Linked DNA regions of Mus musculus: region 1 is linked to region 2. Evidence: chromatin loops called from intact Hi-C (ENCODE). Cell type or tissue: left cerebral cortex. All regions are shown on one strand.

The links. Hi-C counts contacts between places; a loop is a spot of excess contacts. Peaks named below come from ENCODE experiments on the same cell type or tissue, not always from the same donor. Only the 100,000 strongest peaks of a DNase experiment are listed, where the experiment ranks them.
Region 1: a loop joins it to region 2, with 2.8 times the contacts of the local background. A loop is called at or near these places in 6 of 42 quality-filtered maps.

The regions. Positions count from the first base shown.
Region 1 is chr2:76,000,528-76,003,027 of GRCm38, reverse strand. The region is part of intron 19 of Pde11a (phosphodiesterase 11A); the gene reads left to right. Among named protein-coding and RNA genes, the nearest start is that of Ttc30a1, 20 kb to the right of the region's middle. In left cerebral cortex, a CTCF peak has its summit at 1,423 (motif pointing right); DNase peaks (open chromatin) are centred at 629 and 1,438.
Region 2 is chr2:76,056,103-76,058,602 of GRCm38, reverse strand. The region is part of intron 13 of Pde11a (phosphodiesterase 11A); the gene reads left to right. Among named protein-coding and RNA genes, the nearest start is that of Gm52518, 21 kb to the right of the region's middle. In left cerebral cortex, no CTCF peak of the experiment used is centred here; a DNase peak (open chromatin) is centred at 1,150; H3K27ac peaks cover 358 bases.

The DNA.
Region 1 (2,500 bases), 56 kb after region 2:
CATTCACAGGAGCTGTCCCTTCAGCTTGCCTGTCAATTACTCCTTACAGTCCTGGTTTTATCTTCGCAGAGGAAGGTGGAGTTGGGGTGTAGATAAAAGATTCATTGTCTACACCTTAAAGCTTTCGAGACGGTGTTGAGGTGTCCTTGCTTTTTGAAGTAGCCACGCACCAACTTCGGGGATTCTGAAACAAACCCCCTGCAATAGAAGGAATGCCTGTCTGCTGTTGGCCCTGCAATAAGATGGGAAGAGACTTTTGTTCCTCAACACACTGGCTACGTTGCCAGATAAGAAGATACCACAGGCTTTGTATCAAAGCAGGACTGGGCTAACCTACCAACCCTGCTTTACATTTAACCATGCCAACTTAACGTCTGTGGACCTTGTTTCCCCATGGATAGGTGCATGATCTATGTAAACAGACTGGGTGAGACCCACCCCCTGGATGGTTGTGAGGTTAGATCAATGAAGAGGCAGTGCTCCTAACTAGAAAGATCCACCAATAACTCAGTAGTCCATCATCTACTCTCTAGAACAGCAAGCAATGGGCAGTTCCCAGAACAGGCCGTGCCCAAAGAGGTGGTTCATTCAGCTAGACACTGCACAGTCTCCATCATGCCCAGCTGTGTCATACAGCCTGACATTACGGAAATAGCAATGCTTTAAGCCTGGAAAGTCTAAATTTCTTGCCTCATTTATTCAGAATGTTAATGTCATCGTGACTATCTCTTCCCACAAAGAAATCCCTGGAGCATATAAAGAAGAGAGCAAAACTGTGGGGTCAAGACAGAAATGGAAAGAAAGGGCTTCCTTGTAAACTTTCACATGCACTGGTAGTCCGCTCCAGCCTTGGTGAGAAAATAATCTCCTTGTAAGTTATTACTGGTCCTGTAATTAGCCTCCAGAATATTAAACATGATACCATGAGCATCATCTTCAGGTATACCTTAGGTTGACGATGCTCTTAAGACTCAACTGAATCATGCTTGCTCAGGATTCTAATGAGCCTGCCTGCCTGCTTTTCTGCAAAGCATTACCACTGGCTTTATCATCTTTACTGTTCTTTGGTAACTATCTCCCATCACTTAGATTTTAAGATCTGCAGTATCACTAACACACACACACACACACACACAACCTGATAATATGTTTTGGTCTCTGCAAACCTCTCACACAGCCAGCCTGTCGTTGCTCATCAGTAATACCACATGCAGAAAAATCATTTTCCAAGTTGGACAAAGCAATCCATCCTGTGGGTAAACACAGTGTAATACTGAATTCACACAAGGAGGAAATAACTGGCTCTAGGGTTCTTTTCTGGGTTCGCCTGGATCATCACCAGGCTAAACGATTGCTGAAGGCTAGCTGATCAACCCCTTTGGGTCCCCTTCCCTAAGAGCTACAACTGTGCTGTCTCATTAGCTCTGCCAGCAGAGGGCGCTGACGTTCTCCTCCGGTGTCTGCTGGGTCCACAAATCAGGACAGGTTGAGACTGTAAGAACCTAAGAAAACTGGCCCTCTCTGCTGGCCAGGCTGGGCTTGGGGAAAGGGAAACACACGCTGTTTTAGTCGTGACTCTGCCTTGAAGTGGGAAGGGTGAGTGTCAGCACCGTATCTACACTGAAGAGGGTGAGACACCCATGAACCAGACACCAGTTCAAAGTTTTGGGGGGAAGCCTCAGCAAATTCAAATGAAACCTAGGATGGAAGAGAATAAGGAGTCCGCAGTTGAGGTTGAGCAGTGATGGGATTTAGAGGCTCACGTGGCTAGGGAGCTTAGAGGGGCAATATGTAGGAGAACTGAGGGAGGGGGGAAGGGCAGAGACACACATCCTCCTCTTCCCTGCTCGCCCTGGAAGAGTTCTAGTCATTGTGATTCTTTTTTTTTTTTTTTTTTTTTTTTAAGACAGGGTTTCTCTGTGTAGCCCTGGCTGTCCTGGAGCTTACTCTGTAGACCAGGCTGGTCTCGAACTCAGAAATCCACCTGCCTCTGCCTCCAAGTGCTGGGATTCAAGGAGTGCGCCACCACTGCAGGGCAGTCGTTATGATTCTTGAATAACAATGTCTTCCATCTGTTGGAGTGTGTGCATGAGTGATGAGTCAGCTTCTGTGAACTTTCCCACTGGGTGGTGGGGGTCGCACACTGAGCAGTCACCAGTCCTTTGAGAAGAGAGACTAGTCCACCCACTGTGATGGCCAGCTCTACACACAATTTGGGCCTGACGAAAGAGTGGCCGGCCCAGTGTCTAGTTGTGAATAGAACTAGAGGCCCAGCCTCTGAAGTCATAGCTCTGTCATTACAGCTGTTACTGCACCACAAAGAAAAAGAGGGGGAACTTCCAGCTTAAAACCCACTAGCCTCAGGCACATCCCTAAACAAATCCTCGGGGTATCCTGAGGCTAGCCTGGGGGGCGGGGAGTTGGGGGCGGATGGGGCTCTGGAATGGGAAGAGTGGTGGGCCATTGTTTAGCTTTTACTGTCCAAGAGAGTTCATTTATA
Region 2 (2,500 bases):
CAGGAAGATTAATGAAGCAAAGATTGCTTTGCTCTTCCCATTCCTCGTCCCATGAAAAGATGGAAACAGACAAAGGAATCACATAAACACGGGGATGGGTAATCGACTATTTGTTCTGCACGTGAGTCACCTAGATAGACCAATCTGTCTGGTCAAGAAAGCCACTACTCGGTGGCTCACATTGTGGCAAGGGCCACAGGACTTAGGCGTGTTAGAAATACAGTTCAACCCCAGGACTCTTGCAATGAGGTCACAGGTCACGTTTTAATGTTCCTTTGAACTAGCTATCTGCTAAGATGCCCAGGGACTGTGGAGACTTGTTTCATATGGGAAGGCAACAGTAAGATAGGCTTCTATAGAGAGGTGGGATTAGCTTTCAGATGACAGATTTCAAAGTTCTCAAAGAAGGTAGATCTCTTCTAGTGAAATCCCAAGAACCCACTGTGAGTCAACTGGCTGCTTTCAGCTAGTCCTTCCTTTTATGCCCTAAACACCTCCTGAGTCAGACCTTGATGTCTTGGGCCCTTGTGTTTGATCTGGTCTGGCAAACTGTCTTGACTGAGAGTCCTTCTCTCCATCCTTCATCCTACAGCCCAGCGCTTCAAGCTTCCCTCCTCACTCAATACTCACTACCTGACAATTCCTCAACCCTCTTAAACCTCCATGACATCCAGCCTGCAAAAACCCAGCCTTAGTTCAGTCTGACAATTCAATTTCTTGCTGCCCTGCCCGGACTTGTCAAAGCCCTGGGAGAAAAATATCACAGTTATGCAAGCTTGAGACACAACGGATATACATCTCCTCAACCCAGCTGCGCACTCCGGACTCCACCCGCTCAGCCTGCCCTCAGCTGTTACATACCCCTGGTGTTCTCTCCGCCCAAGCTTCACTGCCTCCTCACACTGCTCTACAGATCACCTTGCCTCCTACTTGACTGAGAAAATTGAGGCCATCAATCGAGAACTCTCTCCATTTCCTCCCCTGCCACCCACACTTCTCTATCCCTCCCAGTTCTTCCCTCTTTCCCTCCTATCTCAGTGAAAATGCCGGTCTTTCCTGTCTCTGGAGCTAATCCCTCCAGCTCGGGACCTCTCCTGCCTCTCCTCTGGGGGACTTTCACCATCAATCTCCCTCCTCTTTCCTGGATCTATGCCTCCCTGTCTGTGGGTTCTCTGCATCTAATTAACATGAACAGCTCTGCCCCGCCTTGAAATATACACCGCCTACATGCACGCACACATGCAAGTGTCCTTTTTAGTGACCGCTGTCTTCCCTTCTTTCTTTCCAAGTTTTTTGAGAAAATGTCTATGCTGTTCCTTTTGCTCCCGCTAACACCTTCCTTTGCACAGGGCTTTAGATCCCATCTCACAAGCAGAGCTGCCCCCGGTGACCCATTTCCAAAGCTGTTGTACTTGTCTCACGCCCTCCGTTGTTGGCCCAGCTTACCCATGGGCTGTGTTTTCTCACTGCCTCCTTCCAGAACTTCTCTTCAATTTTTCCTCATAAAAGATCTCTATCTACCTTTGTAGCCTTCCTCCGTAGTTTGCCTCCAGGCCTCCTGTGGCCCACCGTGCTCTCCTGTTCCCTTGACTATTTGTGCAGGGCATCCACGCACCCACTCCCGAGCCCTGGCTGCATTGCTCAGAGCCTAATTCACATGTGTTTATCTCTAGATGCTTCTACCAACTGTGGGAAGAGCCTCCTACTTGAAGACCCCGGATCCTCCAGTTGTTAGTCTTCCCCTTTGTCTGTGTCCCTCTTTCTCTTAGTCTCTATCCCAGGGAACAGATGAGTTATTTAGCAGCCTCGATAGCCTCTCATCAGAGCCAGCCCCTCTTCTGCAGTCTTGGGGCAACCTGTGCTTCCTTGGCTCTCAGCTCTCCTCATGCCTTCTTGGTAATCTGACAAATCCCTTTTCTCGCACACAAAAGTGTTCATATCAAACTCCTGCTTCATCCTCAGGCCTCCTACGAGTTTTAGATATTCATATTCCTTAGTTTAGCCTCTTACGACTCCTTTAAATCAGACCCCGGCTCATTTCTCTGGCTTAGCACTGGCTTACCCAGAAGGGACTTGCTCTCAGAGAGCAGATCCTCTCTTTCCGGTGCCCTTCTCTGCACACACCACTTCCAGGGGTCTAGCCGATGCACCCTGCCCTTGGTATTGTGTCTTGCCTTCATGGTGCCCTGGTAATGTCCTTTCAAAAGCACGTATCCTGTTCCATTTTGATTGCTGACAGGAGCATAATAAACACACAGGAAATGTTTACTGGAAGACTGAATAGTAACTGGATGAATTGTATGTATTTTAATATACCTTCTCAATAGAGTTTCTTGATTTTTTTAAATAAATGTGGCCTTTTACAGATGCAGATGGTGAAACACAGCCTTTAAATACATAGGTTTGATGCGGTGGCAAAGGCTTGAAGCCTGTTACTGTGGACACCATGTGCTCCTTTTGACAGTTCTTAAAGTTTGTTTAAATTTCCTTTTTTTTTTTT